2 separate regions of the Mus musculus genome follow, and region 2 is linked to region 1. Evidence: chromatin loops called from intact Hi-C (ENCODE). Cell type or tissue: left cerebral cortex. All regions are shown on one strand. Region 1 holds the start of Gm51803 (predicted gene, 51803). Region 2 overlaps Cdh23 (cadherin 23 (otocadherin)).

What was found. A loop is a pair of places that touch in the nucleus more often than their neighbours do. Peaks named below come from ENCODE experiments on the same cell type or tissue, not always from the same donor. Only the 100,000 strongest peaks of a DNase experiment are listed, where the experiment ranks them.
Region 2: it touches region 1 in a loop (4-fold over the local background); 25 of 42 quality-filtered maps call a loop at or near these places.

The regions. Positions count from the first base shown.
Region 1 is chr10:60,683,887-60,691,886 of GRCm38, reverse strand. It overlaps Cdh23 (cadherin 23 (otocadherin)), which reads left to right. Exons shown (of 71, transcript NM_023370.3): 2 at 4,784-4,994. Gm51803 (predicted gene, 51803) reads right to left here and starts at 4,730. Exons shown (of 2, transcript NR_165484.1): 1 at 3,310-4,730; 2 at 2,645-2,914. In left cerebral cortex, a CTCF peak has its summit at 4,182 (motif pointing right); DNase peaks (open chromatin) are centred at 4,222, 4,557, 5,846, 6,245 and 1 more place; H3K4me3 peaks cover 1,535 bases.
Region 2 is chr10:60,415,853-60,423,852 of GRCm38, reverse strand. Cdh23 (cadherin 23 (otocadherin)) reads left to right here. Exons shown (of 71, transcript NM_023370.3): 22 at 2,695-2,807; 23 at 4,041-4,148. It also overlaps a transcript of Vsir not described here. Among named protein-coding and RNA genes, the nearest start is that of Gm17455, 20 kb to the right of the region's middle. In left cerebral cortex, CTCF peaks have their summits at 4,033 and 5,549 (motif pointing left); DNase peaks (open chromatin) are centred at 5,544 and 6,680.

The DNA.
Region 1 (8,000 bases):
CTCCCAAACCTGCTTCTTTGAGAGCTGAGTTGCTACAGCTGCGCCCGGCTCTGTGGGCCCACAAAGCTAGTACAGGCACACACGTGTCAGTTTTATGGTGGCAGGGGCCCTCCGGGAGAGGGACGCAGTCTAGGGACCCAACAGGAAGTAGCAAATGGGGCCTTGCCAGCGGAAGGATGACAGTGAGGTGGGCGTCAGTGTCTGTGGTGAGGGGGCAAAGGCAGTAGCGACAGAGGAGGGTTGGCTGCGGGTGCTCACAATAATGGCGGCGGCCCCAAGCCGAGGAGAGGCTGTTGCGCGTCGTATTTATGGAGTGCTCTCGTGTAGACTTTTGCTTTTTACCTGAATGACAGTCTAGGGTGGTGGTCAGAGGGACTCGGGGCTCCTGTGCCTGTTTACTGAGGCTCAGGAAAGATGGCTAAATCCCAGGCCCACTGTGGTAGCCAGCAGGAGTTGCCTCCTCTAGTTTGTCCCTCTCCTCCAGAGACAGCTGTGTAGTGGGAAAGGTCTTTGAAGGCCACCATGCCAAGGTCCAGCCTATCCAGACCCAATGAACTAGACGTTTGCAACAACAGATCTCGGCCCTCCTTTTTTCATTTCCTCCTTTCTTCACTTCCTCCTTCCAGTGTTTCTTATCCTGCTGCCCCCTCCCTTCTTCTCCACCCTCCCTTTCCTTCCCTCTCCTCAATCTCACTGCATCCCTCTTTTCTTCCAGCCCCGCCCCTAGCTCCACCCCTGCAGTCTCATTTCCTCCTCCTCCCTTCCAGCCACGCCCCCAGCTCCACCTCTCCAGTCTCATTTCCTCCTCCCCCTCCCGCCCTCCCCACTTTGGTCCCATTCCCACTCATTTCTCTCTGCCTTCCCACACCTACTTCCCTTCCTTAGGTCATGCTGTCATGCCTAAGGAAGAAGTGTGAGCGAGCCAACTGAGCTCTTGGTGTGTCCAAGAGGCAAACACACCTCAACAGGCCAGGGATGGAGCTCCGTGGTAGTTCATGGAGGTAGGATGTAGGGGCCTTATTTTTTATCTCTGATAAGAAGAAAACATGTCTAGTTGGGATATGTCCCTTTCTCCAGGAAGCCAGCCAGAGCCACCCGGAACTGGGCACATTTCATCTTCCCTTCTCCAGCCCAGAGTCTGGCTGGAAGCTGCTGCTGGTAGGAGAGATAGCTACAGGATGTTTGGGCAAGATGTCCGTGTGTGAGGCAGCTGGCCACAAACCTTTTGCCTTTGCTTTTCTCCACCTGAGTTTTGAAAACAAAGTGACCAGGTCACTGGGGCCACATTTGTCATAATCACTAGAAGATATTTTAATCACACTGAGTAGGGTACTTGTGCTTAGTACCTCTCCCCAGCTCCCACAAACACCTGGTGCTGCTTCTGGTTTCGTCATCTACGGAACTTCGAGATGCTGCCGTACTCCAGGGCGAACAGCTGTCCTGTTTCCCCCCAGGGACAGCCCACATGCTCACCTCCAGGCTTCACATACAATGTTCCTGCCATCTCTGCAGGCTGTACTCAATCCATAATCCTCCTGCTTCAGCATCCCAAGTGCTAGGATTGTAGGTGTCACCACATCTAGCTAGACTCAGCTTTTCTCTTTTACCTCTGGCTGGAGGTTTATAGCGCTTCTTACTACCATCGAGCTCAGGGGCACCTCCTTAACCCTTTGAATCCCCAGATCGTCCATTGTGGGACAGATGCTTTGAGTCTGTTACACACTCGAAACTGCAGGCTGACCACGCCCTGACTTTCCTGGCATAGGGTGAGCATATGAGGGCTGCTTGGGCAATCAAGGTAGGTGCTGAAGAGGCCCTATGAGCAGAAGCAAGGTGCCAAACTTCTGAGAAGGCGGTGGTTTCCTGGAGCTCTGTCATGTTTCATTCCCATGTAAATTGGCCCAAGACAGAATGGGAAGTCACAGTTGAAAAGGATGCCACAAAGGGCTTGGGGTATAGCTCAGTGACAGAGCACCCACCGAGCACATGCAGGGTCTTAGGTTCAATCCCCAGTACCACAAATAGGTTGGCAACTAACCAGAAAGCTTTAGTGGTGGAGACCTGGAGAATACGTTCATTTTATGAAGAACATGAGGTCTTTGAGGTCCATTGTCCCACCACAAAGCATCCAACTGAACAGACATTGGAGCCCAGGTCCCCTGACTCCTGACTTATCTAAAGCTGAGACGCCAGGATACCCAAGAGCACTGTCTCAGTTTAGCTGCCCAGTGGCCTGCCTGGCTCAACTCTGTCAGGTCACTGACCCTTGTGCCCTCTGTAGCACATTGTGAGGGGGTGGGTATGGGGTTCTCCTGCTCTCTTCTTCATAGAGGCTGCCTCTTGAAAGCCCCCTCAGAAGCCAGCACCCGTCATTGTTGACCACGCCCCCCTTCCTCCACTTGAGCTTGAGGACACCTCTGTCAATGGCCTCTGGCAGCCTTGAGATATGAGTGAGTGTGCATACATTGGTGTGCACATGCATGCGGTTTTTCTCAGACACTTGAGCATCTCCAGTCACTGAGGTACCTTTGCTCCCCCCTCCCCCTGAGGATTTGGAGAGTCAGGGGTTTGGATTTGCCAGCCATGCAGCACATAGCATAAAGGAAACCCCAAAATACAGAGGCTTGTCTGCATTGTCCTTGGATGTTAGTGTTAATAAAACTTTATTTACAAAAATAAGGTGACGGGACAGATTGGGCTGGTTAGCAGCCATTTGATCCTTGTCCAGGAGCACATGGCTTTACAGCATTTGACAGTTATTGTTATTCATGATGATGAGGGTTTGTGCACATGTACCCTGGTACCTGCGGATGTCAGAGGAGGGCATTGGGTCTCCTGGAACTGGATGTCGCAGGATGGCATCCAGTGTCGGATGTGGGTGGTGGATGCTGGGAACAGAACACTGGCTGGTCATCTGAAAGAGGAGCAGCCCGGGGAAACATTATCAGTGAAGCAGTTCTGTCCCTGTTGCCCAGCCCAGGGTCCCTTTTCCCAGCTAGATCAGATCCTGCCTTCCCACCCCCACCCCTGTCCCCAGGGATCTGTTTGAAGTATTATTACTCTTAGGATAAAGACTAACCCCTGCCTGGGGATGCAGCTCAGCTGCAGATCACATGCCTAGCATGTCCAAGGGCTCGATCTGCAGCACCTCAGAATGAGACCTCAGATGAAGGCTAGCATGCCCACCAAACACCCTCTACCCTCACCATGTGTGGTCCCTCACTGACCTTTATATATACATCAGCTCTTTCTCACCACAGAAACTAGCACACGCTGTCTCTCCTATCTAACCTTCCTTCTGCCTTTTACCTTGCCATGTTTGTCCGGCTCTCTTCTCTTTCCCAGGTGCCATTGACTGACTCTTCTTTGCCTCACCTCTGTGTTCCTGCAACCCTGCAGGCTTATCTAGCAAGCACCCAGGGCTGCTTCCTGGGACTTTCTCCTTGAGTCTTTGAGAGAGTCATGGAGGTGTCGCGATTCTGGCTATATTGTTACTTGTTTATATGCTTCCCTGAACTGGTTCCTCTTTAGAGGGTTTCCCTGAGGCGGAGAGCCATACTCAGACTATTTCAGGAGCCAACACATGGTAGCCAATAGGAATGAACGAACAAATGAACGAACGAATGAATGTTAAAAGACTGGAGCTCTAGATTCACAGTTACTCTGGTACAATTCCTGTCTCCATCCCTGGCAAGTCACCGACCTCCCTGAAGCAGCCTCTCTGCCAGAAAACCTGGGTTAACCTCAGGACCCAGCAGAAAGCTGTGCTGAAGGTGAAATGAGTTGAGGCCTAGACCCTGGCTCCAGGCAAGCAGTGTCAATAAGCTGGCCAGTAGTGGGACCAGTCCATTTAGCTAGGGAAGTAAAGTCGCCCGGTGTTCCTTGTTAATCTCGTTGTCCAACAGCTCGAAGGCTGTCTGCTAGGCTGGCAAGAAGGTGGAGGAATCTTCCTTCAGTTGCTACCGAGGGATATCCCATGGGTCTAGGTACCGAGGGATCTCCAGGGTGTCTTTGACTCAGGGCCACTAGTTTCTAGTATCAGAGGCAGCCTGGGTTGCAGAGTCGGAGGGGCACAGGTGGGCCCACAGACTTGAGGCAGGTGAAGGCGAAGAATGGCAGCGGTGGCCAGTAGCGACCGGAGGAACCTTTCAGCGACTCCGGGAGCAGAAAGGGGGCGCTTAAAGCCAACAGATGGCGCGGCCTCACCTAGGCGGTGCGCCTTCCTGCTTCCCGAGAGCGTTGCAGCCTCAGGCCTCGGCTCGGAGCAAGCGGGAGGCTGCGGTTGGATCCCGGACCTTTGCGAGATCACGAACACGCAGGAACAGCTCGGGCACGCTCCCAAGGCTCGTTTTTTTCCCCCCTGTCTCCCTCCTGCCCCTTGAGGGATTCCACTGGCTGCCATAGCAGCCAATGTCATGGCATCCGCGGCCAGTGCAGGCACCTTCCCATCTGGGCTCCCTGCTGGGGTCAGGGTCACTATCGGACTGGCGACGGGGAACGGGGTCCGGGGCTCTGGGTGAGACGCGCGGGCGCGGGCGGGCGGAGCTCGGGCGCTGCGAGGGGAGCGCGGCGCGTCAGGAGGCGGGGACTGGCGCGGGGCCGCGCGGGGCGGAGGAGCGAGGGAAAGTTGATCGCGGACTTGAGCGGCGGCTGCGGCTCGAAGCAAGACACGATGCATGGCCCGGGAACACGTCCCACAGCAGCCGAGCGCTGAGCTGCGCAGCAAAGAGCGGGCCCCGGGGATGGAGCACACTAGTCCTGAGTCCCCGTGTGCTCCGTGTAGGGCAAGCCTCTTCTGATCTCGCGGCGCGTCTGAAGTTGCAGCCAGCGAGCAGTGAGCAGGGATCGGGCGGCCGGAGTGGATCCCAGAGAGACCTTCGCGCCGGCAGCGAGAAGCGGCGGTGGCCAAGACTGGAGCAGGTGGCCCGTGGGGGCAGAGCCGGTGGCGAGCAGATCCCGAGGCGCGGCGCAACGCTGCTCCACCTGCGCACACGGTACCGAGAGTCCCTCGCCGCCTTTCTCTCCCCATCCCCTTGCCTTCTCCCAAGCCTAGCGCCCGCTGCGTGCCGCCAAAGTTAGAGCCCTGGGGCCGCGACCTCAGCCGGCAAAGCCACTTGTTCCCGGAACGCGGCGAGCGCCCGGGTCTCCCCTCTATCCCGCGTCCCGTTCCAGCCCGCGGCTGGACGCGCGGCAACTTTGATTCCCGGGAACTCCAGTTCCCTATGTGTTGGCCTTGGTGAGACGCGCACCACCCGGAGCCCCGTTTCGGGACCGCGACATTCGCGGGCTTCGCTCTTCGTGCAGCTCAGAGGGTCTGGGTCTAGCTAGGTTGAGAGAGGTGTTGGGAACCATCCTGTCCCTTTTGAGCTCAAGGGCCCTTTTTGGAGAGGGGAGGTGGGGTGTGGCACCTCCACCGCAGGGGTGGGCAGCGGCGCTGGAAGAACTGAAGTCACGTAGTTCTCATCCCTGCTCACCTTCCTAGGCCCACGGGAGACCCCAGGGGACTTCTGGCCACCTTTCCAGTAGTGGTAGCTCTGGGTAGAAGCGTCCCTAGCAGCGATGGGAGCCGCATGCCTCTCGAGCTTCGCTTTCCGCGCCCCGGGGCTGGCCGGCCTTGGGTAATGTCTACTCATCTCCACAGCCAGCCCTGGGAACACTGCCCCTGTTGTCCTCGCAGGTCAGGCTGGGTTTCGTGCAGATCCCGCGCATTCTAGGGTGGTGGCGAGGCATCCGCCCGGCATTCATTCCTTCTTGCCCAGAGCGAGAACAGAGAACCAGTACCTCCGCGAGAGGCAAGTGGAGATCCTGTGCCCTTGGCCACTGCGACCCTGGGCCGCCTCCCGCCCCCCACCTCTCCGGCCCTGGCGTGGTCACACCTTGGTTAGAAATTAGCCTTGCAGGAGTAGTAACACGCCCACGCGTCCCAGAAAGCGGACACGCCCATTCTGCACACTTGGTCCTCTCATCCAGAACAGACCTTGGCCCTTATCCGCCCCCCGCCATGCAGCCCCTTAGCAAACGCCTGCTGCCCCAATCTGGGTTTTTTGAAATAACCTGAAGGGACAAGAGGATTATTTGCGGGGACTGCACGAGCCAGATTCTTGCCCGGAGAAGAATCACGCTGGGAGTGGGGGTGGGCTTGTGGCACACGGTTGGGGCCAGGTGCGAGGTGGTGATGAGTCAGCCCACGGTGGCAGAAGCTGCTGGGAGAAACGAACGCTTGGCTCCTGGTGCAGGGGTAGGCGCAATGCGGCCAGCACCTATGGGGGTGGTAGGACCAGATGTCACTGCCAAGGAGGGGTGGGCAAGGGACACCTTGGCCGTGGGAATAGAAGAGGCCTGCCTGTCACACAGAGAGATAGAGCACGCGGTGTCTGCAAAGGCACTACTAAGCCACTAGTGTGAACAGAGCTTTTACCCAGGTGCTGGAGGCAAGCATTTGAGGGTGGTACCCTGGCCCTGGCTGCACCCCCATAGTCACGTCTGTCTCTGCCTTCCCCAGCTCTGTCAATTGGGCCCGTCACAGCTGCTCAATAGATGGCCTGCAGGGAGGTTATGGCCACAGAGAGTTGGGGTTCTCTCTCTGTTAGCACCCCTTCCCCACAAGCCACCTTGCCTGTCATGCCATCAGATGCGCTTCATTTCTTCCAATTCACTATTACAAAGGCTACTTTGCCAAAGTGTATGTAGATTCAAAACGCCTCACCTAGGAGGTGAAGGCCTAGGAGAATCTTGGAACCCAAGGGTGGCCTGTGGTGTAGAACCTGTACTGGGGGTGGGGGGACCCTGTTCGAAATGCAGATCCTCTGCACCCCAGCCCAACCTCCAACAGATCAAGGCCTTGTATCCTCTAAGATTCTCCAGCACTTGGCAGGCTGCTAAGTTTGTGCTGTGGTACACAGAACCTTCCAGGACATTGGAATAAAATGTGGATGAAGCTCTGCCCTGGATACCGATGTTAGGGTTGGGCAGCCCCTGGGGCTGTACCTTTGGATGTCACAAGAGTGTCTGCATTTGGCCAGCTTTGAACAGATATAGAGGGCAGTCTGTCTTTCTGTGCAGCGTAATATATTGCTCTGTTTGCTGCGGCCAGGAGGAGGTGGGCAGTTTTCTGGAAACTGGATGCACAGGCCCCACCTCCAAGATTCTGGGATGGGTGGGCGCTGTCCTTAGGCAAAAGAACCTGGGCGACCGTCTCCAATCTCAGCTGGCCCACTGGAGATGCTTCTCAGTGAGTGGCCACAGAGAAGGGGCTGCTTAAGAGCCCACTGTGGGACGCATAGGGAGGGAAGGATGCAGACGAGGCTCTGCCTCCAGCAGCCTTTGACCTACCACTTCTACCGCCCTAGGAGAGGTCTCTAGCACTAAGCTGGGAGGCTGGGGGTGAGCATGGCAGCCTGTGCTTTCGAGCCTGTGCCCCCAAAGCTGGCTGAAGCTGAGGTCAAAGGCCTGGCCGGGGCAATGGTGTCACAGGTCTTTGCCAGGATGAGTGCAACTCTGCCATTTGGTAGGGTGGCTTGGTGGTCACCAACTGGCAGAGTCATAGGTCTTATAGGGCAGGATGATTCCCGGTGATGCTGGTGCTGATGCTGGTGTTGGTGGTTCCCATTCCATCTCAAATCCAGCTGATTCCAGCCAGTCTAGCGTAATGGTCTCACAATATTCTTGGGCTGTTGGGTTGAAGAGACCCCATGTTCTCCCATATAAAGGCAGTTTTATAAATGAACTCAGCTGCCTTTGAACTGGTTTATTTCTTATTCAGTTATAGGGGCTTGAAGCACTTTTTTTTTAAAACCCTTGCAATCTGGTTCCTCTTGGTGCTAGGTCCTATTTGTCCTTTAGTAGCTGAGCAAGGTCAAGGTGGACCTCCCCAAGGGATGGGATAATTCAGGATGGGAGTATTTGGCCCCTGGTGGATGAGGCCATGCTTCCACAGGTCAGGTGGGTGATTCTGACGCTGCAGGTGCCTCCTAGTCCGGAAGTCTTCCTGGCTTGGTGTG
Region 2 (8,000 bases), 270 kb after region 1:
AGTAAAATGGCTACCACATAAGCCCTTGCCTGCCTTGGGAAACTCTTTCAATCTACTGGAAGAAAAGAATCTGTTTCTGAGAGGTGAGAGTTTCACCTATAGTTTCTTCATTGTGTGTGCACGCATGTGCATGTGTGTGTACATATGTTATGCACGTGTGTGCACGTATGTGTGTATGTATGTGTGTACATGTGCATATAAGTGTGTATGCAGGCATATACAGTATGTATGTGTGTGTATGCATGTGTGCATGTGTGTGCGCCTATGTGTACTTGTGTGCATGTGTGTGTATATATGTGTGCATGCAGGTGTGTATGTATGCATGTGTGTGTGTATATGTGTGTGCATGTGTATGTACATGTGCATATGAGTATGTGCAGCATGTGCAGTGTATGTGTGTGCATGCATGTGTGCATGTGTGTATACCTGTGTGTATGTGTGTGTGTGTGCATGCATACATGTACAGTGTGTGTATGTATGTGTGTGCATGTATGCATGTGTGTGCACATGTGTGTATGTATGTGCATGTGTGTGTGTGTGTGTGTGTGTATGCGTGTTTCAGTACATGAAGACAGGAGGCTGTTAGGAGTCCTCAACCACTGTCCATATTAGTTTTTGAGCAGAGTTCCTCACTGAACCTGGGGGACATGGAGCTCACTGATTCAGCCACCCTAACCAATGAGCTCCAGGAATCCTCCTGTTTCCACCTTCCCCACAGCTTTGGGGTCCCAAGTACATGCTGCCTTGCCAGGCTTTAACACGGGTCCTGGGATTGAATTTGTGTCGTCACGCTTGCAGAGCAGGTCCTTTACTAATGGGGCCATCCCCTAGCCCCACCCTTTACCTTTGTAACAGCTCCAAAGGGAAGGCAGAAGGCGTTCTGGGCCCCTCCCTTCTGACCCTGAGAAAACCAAAGCTCAAAGAGCTTCAGCCTCCTCCTGGGGACATGCATTCCAGGAAGGATGTTACAGACAGAATTCACATCCGGGTCTTTGTTCTCCAAGTAGAAGCCCTCCCTGGTACCACCATGGGCAGGGGTTTGTCCTGGCCATAGCGATGTGCCCAGCTCTGCTGGCCACGGCTGCTCTGGGAGCACCATGGTCAAAGCCCTGGCATCAGTGACTTGATTTGGTCCTGGTGGGAGTCTTTATACCACGGAAATCAACAACCGACTTTTGTTCTCTTTGGGGAGCTGTCTGTCAAACACTTGCAGGTACAAGACTACCAAGTGGTCTGGGAGATGGATGGCTCCGTTGGAAAAGAGCTTGTCATGCAGCCTGAGGGCCTGAGTTCAATTCTCAGAACTTGTATAAAACTGTCAGGCATAGTGGCACGTGCTTGTCCTCCAGTGCTGGGGAGACAGACACACGGATTCCTGGGAATCACCAGCCACCCTGCCTAGTCTAAGCAGTTAGTCCTGTGTCCCAGTGAGATGCAACACTCAAAGTTGTCATACACATGACAACATACACATGTACATACGCACCAAGAAGCAATAAAAGGGCTACCTGATGTTCCAGTGACACAGAAGAACAAAGGAGAGCAGAACACAGCTGACAGAAATTGTGGTTTATTTTAAATGTATCTTGTTTGCACACTAAAAAGAAAGAGAGAAAGAGAGAGAGGGAGGGAGAAGGAAGGAAGGAAGGAAGGAAGGAAGGAAGGAAGGAAGGAAGGAAAGGGAGGGAGGGAGGGAGAGAGAGAGAGAGAGAGAGAGAGAGAGAGAGAGAGAGAGAGAGAGAGAGAGAGAGAGAAAGAGAGAAAGAAAGAAAGAAAGAAAGAAAGAAAGAAAGAAAGAAAGAAAGAAAGAAAGAAAGAAAGAAAGAAAGAAAGAAAGAAAGAAAGAAAATTTCTGCTGGTATTATTATACCAATGATGGGTATAGTATGACTGTTAATTCAGAACTCTATAGGCTTGCACACTGTAGGCCCACACTCTGTAGGCTCTCACACTGTAGGCCCACACACTGTAGGTTAGGACACTGTAGGATCGCACACTGTAGCTTATACACTGTAGGATCGCACACTGTAGCTCTCTCACTGTAGGTCCACACACTGTAAGCTAGCACACTGTAGGATCACACACTGTAGCTCTCTCACTGTAGGCTTGCACACTGTAGGATCACACACTGTAGCTCTCACACTGTTGACTTGCATGTTGGGGCCTGAGCCACAAGCTATAGCATGTGTGAACTTCAGCCTGAGCTGTGCCCGCCTGCCACTGGCGACTGTACTCCCAGTGTCTGTAGCCTAGATAGAGCTTGGGCCTATTCTGAGGATTTCCATGACATTAACTAAACGACCCCCACAATAGCCCTACTGTGAAACTGTCCTGTCACAGTTCCCTTTGGGCAGGTATGGAAACTGAGGCACAGGGGACGGAAGTAACTAGAGTGAGCTGGTAAAGCCAGAAAAATTACATCATACCTAAGCCAGAGGTGTTTGTGAGTGTGTCTGGTGCTAAGTGGCCCTCCTACTCTGCCAGCCCCTGCCTCGTTGTGGGGTACTGTCACCCAGCTCTTAGGCCCCCTCTGAAATGCAGCTGCTTTCCCCTTTCAGGCACACAGATGGGCCCAGAGTAGTTGCAGAGGCCATAGTCGCATGACTGGCCAACTGTGGCTTGCAAGTATATCTCTACGTCTATTTCCTTCTCCCTGCATGCCCCCATTTACTTATCCACCTGTCTGTCCTATAGGAGAAATCACCACCACGTCTCTGCTGGACCGAGAGACCAAGTCTGAATACATACTCATCGTGCGTGCTGTGGATGGCGGTGTGGGCCACAACCAGAAAACTGGCATTGCCACAGTGAGTACATCCCTACTGTCCAGGTCCCTCCTCCCTGCTGACCAGGTCCCTCCTCCCTGATGACCAGGTCCCTCCTCCCTGCTGACCAGGTCCCTCCTCCATGCTGACCAGGTCCCTCCTCCCTGATGACTAGGGCCCTCCTCCCTGATGACCAGGTCCCTCCTCCCTACTGACCAGGTCCCTCCACCCTACTCTTCAGGTCCCTCCTCCCTGATGACCAGGTCCCTCCTCCCTGATGACCAGGTCCCTCCTCCCTGATGACCAGGTCCCTCCTCCCTGATGACCAGGTCCCTCTTCCCTGCTGTCCAGGTCCCTCCTCCCTGCTCCCCTTCAGTTCTCCTTCTCAGGCCTCTGGGTACCATGTCCTGAACCAGCGTGAGACACTATAAGGTGGTATCTGCAGACAGTGGCCATGGGGAAAGGAAGGCCTTGCCTCTGGGACACAGGACACCCAGAAAAGCACAATAGAATAATACTTCCATGCTATTCCAAAGGCCCAGCAGAGTAGCAAGCGGCAGAGGACATGAACCCCAAACTCCTCTCATGCTCTCCAAAACATCTAAGCAGAAGCCACACTTCCCGAGGGACTGGCCACTGCCCCACCTACAAACACCTATAGTGCTGAGTCTCCCTGCCTCTGAGAAGGGAAGGCCCAGGGTCCCATCAAGGCCGCCTCACCACAAAGGAGCTTCGGGAGGAGAGTGGGAGCCTGGTGGCAGAAGGGAGAGCAGGGACAGTGAGGAGCACAAAGGGGCCCTGAGACAGAAACACCCACAGTGGGGTGACCTGGTGCTTCAGCCACATCCAGTCCCCCTCCCCACATTGTCCTGGGCTCCCTCGGGAGGCCTCTTGCTTCACCTTGCTCCATGGTCCTTGCCCACCTGGGAAAGCTGCCCCATTCTTGCCACCAGAGGAACTGGGAAGCTCAAAGGATCCTCTCAGGTCCCCAACTGGGGGTGTGTGTCATCTTTACCTCTCCCAAGACCAAGTGGCTGAGAGAAGTCTGGATTGCAACGAGGATTTCAGATACCATATCTGTTCTCTGGCTCCTCCTAGGACAGCACCTACACTCCCTCCTTGGGACCTAGCCCCACCTTGCCCTTGACAACCTAGGCTCTCCTTGAAATAAGGTGACAGGCATAGTGATTGGAACTGAGACCCCTGCATGCCCCCCGCCCCTGCCCTTTGCCCTTGTCAGCCATCACGGACCACAGCGCCCCTTGTGGTCCACAGGTGAATGTCACCCTCCTAGACATCAATGACAACCACCCTACCTGGAAGGATGCTCCTTACTACATCAACCTGGTAGAGATGACACCTCCAGACTCTGATGTGACCACGGTAAGTAGAGGCACAGCAAGTGCCAGGCAACCTTGCCATGGTGGGTGAATTCCCCCATGATTCCCCTGGCCTGCCAGAGACTTGGTGTTTCATTCCAAGCTGGTTCATGCCCTTTACCACTGAGGCACTGCCGTCCTTGGCCTGGCTAGTTCTGTCCCACGTCATCCTCCCAGGGCTACCTCAGCATGGGGTTGAGGCTTACCCCAGGAATTCTCTGGCAGAGGATGCCTGGTGTTCGCCCCACATCCTGTGTGCACCTGCTATGTCCAGGATATGACTTAAAACAGGGATAGGAAACACACCAGAGACGCTGGGCCCCAGGCTGGAAGCTGGCTTGCAAGAGCAGGAGAGGCCTGTGGCCCACTTGCTCTACCCAATTCTCAGATTCACATTTGTATGCCTGTCCTCCCCTAACCTTTGAACTCCATTTAGCCCTATCGGGGAAAGGTAGTCCCCACATGTCTAACCAACGGCCACCGGACACTCCTGTGTTGGACACGAACTCTGACAGCTCTCAGTAGTCCTGTTGACTGAGTGCCTGATCTGTCCGTCCTACACTTCCCCAGGAATGCCTCGTGAAATCTCTCTTTCTCAGGATACCTCCCCCCACCCCCGACAGCAGGACTCAGAGCTCAAGGCCCCAGAACCAGAGAGAGGTAGTGTGGGGCCTTGTACTCAGGTCTGCAGGCTTTTCAGTAAGGATTTAGAGCCCACCTGACCCAGCCCTTGTCCCTCTGTAGACTCGCGGGATACCTGGCAGAGCCCTAGGCTCTGAAGAACTGGAGAATCCTATAGATTGGGGCAGGTTCAGTGGCTTTGCATCAGGCTCTGAGAACCTGCTCCACCCACACCTGGTACCTAACCTCAGGGTTCTCACGCAGCACTGCCGTGAGATCCTGAAAGAGATGGGCTCTATCTGGACCAGATAGGGAGAGTAGAAACCGGGAAGGAAGGAAGGAAGGAAGGAAGGAAGGAAGGAAGGAAGGAAGGAAGGAAGGAAGGAAGGAAGGAAGGGGAAGGAAGGAAGGAAGGAAGGAAGGAAGGGGAAGGAAGGAAGGAAGGAAGGAAGGAAGGAAGGAAGGAAGGAAGGAAGGAAGGAAGGGGGAGGGGGGAGGGAGGGAGTGAGGGAGGGAGGGAGGGAGGGAGGGAGGGAGGGAGGGAGGGAGGGAGGGACTGAGAGGGAAGGGGGTGTGGTTATCCAGTGCTTCCACGTGTTCAAGATCTGAGTGGTCCTCAGCAGTTCATCCTGTCCCCTTCCTGAGAATCCCAAGCAGCAAGACAGGGCGGATGATCTAGAATGCATGGGTTTTCAAAACTGGGGGCTATAATTAGAAGTCTCTAGCTGAGGTTCTTACAGGGGTTCTCTAAGGCACTGGTCCCACAGCACTCTCTGCTGCCACCTTGTGGGCACCCTGGTGCAGGCTCAAAATAATCTCCAGGTTCCCAACTTGGGATCCCAAGAGTGGCTCTGGAATGCCCACCTCTGAACCACCCATCTGTCACTATGTTTCTGGAAAATTCCTCTCACGAGAAATTGAGAGCCAAGTGATGGAGGTCCTCTATAGGGGGCTAGGGGTGCTCTCTAGACTGCAGAAGCCTTCAGCCACCAGGGGCTTTGTGCTAGAACTTTGTGTGGAGGCTCTGCCTCCAGAGGGGCCTCATGTCATGCTCTCCCCAGACTCACCACTGGCTCCCGTCTTATCCAGCATAAAAGCCGGAGTCAGGGTGGAAAGATGGCTCAGTGGTGAGAGTGTCTGCTCACAACACTTCATATTCATATTGGTTGGGACTGGCCCTAACCTACCTTCCCATTCCTACCACACACGTACGCGCATACAGGTGCTCACATATGTGTTAACAAAAACACATCTACATTCACATCTATCCTATATCCCATGCACCTGAAACACACATATATTAACACATATTCCCAGTACTCATAGAAAGCTGGTCAGGGCTTTGTACCCAAGTATCTATATCCCCAGCACAATGACTGGCAGGCACGGGATTGCTGGAGCTTGCTGGCCACCAGCCTAGCTCCCGCTTCAGCAAAAACCCTGTCTTAGGGAAATGTGTCAGAGCGTGGTAGAGAAGGACAACTATCCTGCACACACACATACATGCGCACACACACAAGCACATGCATACACACACACATGCACCCATACATGCATGCACACACACACACTGATAGCCTACAGGACCCATCTATCGTTACCTTGAGCAGCTATGTAGGCCTCAGGCAACATGGCAGACACAGGGCTACAGTCCTGAGTGTCTCAGGAAGAAGACAGCAAAATCAAAATTAAAAGTGTGTTATATTAAGCAACTGGCAAATGTAATATGCAGCTTTGGTATCGGGAAATGTAGAGTTTGTAGATGTTTAATTACACAGAAAGGCAAATTCTAGGTTAGATTCTCTAGATGTAAGAATGCTCCAGAACTTGGTAGAACTCCAGGTTGCATGTGATAAGTGCCAAGAAACCAAGTGGCTTACTCATTAATTAAGTTGGTTACAGAAAAGTCATTTCAAGATGAATCACCATAGAAATGCTTTAAGTTTCATAACCCCTGAAACACTGTGAGCATATTGTAATGCCTTTGACAAGGCCCCGGGGCCTGGGGTCTCCCTGCAGCCCAGGTGAGGCAGGGCTGTGGTTAGGCACAGGAAAGGCAGCTGTAACAGAGAGTGGTTAGTGAAGAGCCAAGGAATAATAAGAAAGCAATGCTGGCTGGGACTGGCCTGCCTCGTGACCTACCTTCCCACACCTACCACATGCCTACACATACATGAACTCCCATATGTGTTAACAAAAATACATCTACATATATATCTATCCTACAATGTCATTCACATGCATGCACATATAGTAACACATATATACACATATGCGCATGCATGCACATGCGCACACACACACTCACACACTGACCTTTCCATTGCTTGCACACTCACCTCTCCCTGACTGAATACTGACGCATCCCCCACAAGAACTCTGTTTCCTGACCTCCACCACACCTGCTCCCTCCATCCTAACTTAACATGCCACCTCTGAGTAGCTCACTGTCCTCTGCCACCTCATACTGTCTCCTGAGAAATTCCACAGTCCGGGCTTATCTGTTAAATTACCTACATATAAGGAAGAAGTTAGCTTAGTGGATAAATAGGCAGCCTCTGGCATCAAAGGACCTGCGTTCTAATTCCAGTGACACCAGTCATCAGCTCTGTGGCCTTAGGCAGGTTACTGACCCTCTCTGTGTTCCCTCCCACTCCCTAGAAAATGGGGCTGGTAAGAGTCTCCAGTTGAGACTGCTGTGGTCAGATCTTGCAGGTATATGTGTGTGCTGTGCTGTGTATATGTGTAAGATATGACCACCTCAGCTGTCAAACCTTGCGCTCCACCTTGCTTGGGTCAGAGTCTCCTGCCGTTCATCACCCCGTTCTCCAGACTTATCTGGCCCAAGAGATTCTAGGGGTTCGTCTGCCTCTGCCTGCATCCTGCCCCAAGGGTCTGGCATCACGTGCCGGTGCTGTGTGCTTTTGCTTCTGGTGTTTATGTGGGTTCTGAGGATTTGAACTTGGGTCACTGGGTTTGGGTGGCAACTGTTTTGCCCACCAGGCCATCACCCCAGGTCCCTGTGTTGGGTTTTGATTGGTCGAAATGCCAAAAGCACTGAGACCTGGCAGCCGCCGCCACCAGCAGTCTGTCTGTCTGGTTCACTGTGGAGTGACAGCCTGGCACACCCCAGCTGAGCAATATCTCTCCAGTGCTCAGTGTTTACGGCTGTGTTCAGCTGCTGGGATGGTAAGCTTAGCCCCATCTCCACTCAGCCTCTGGCTGTGTCTGTACT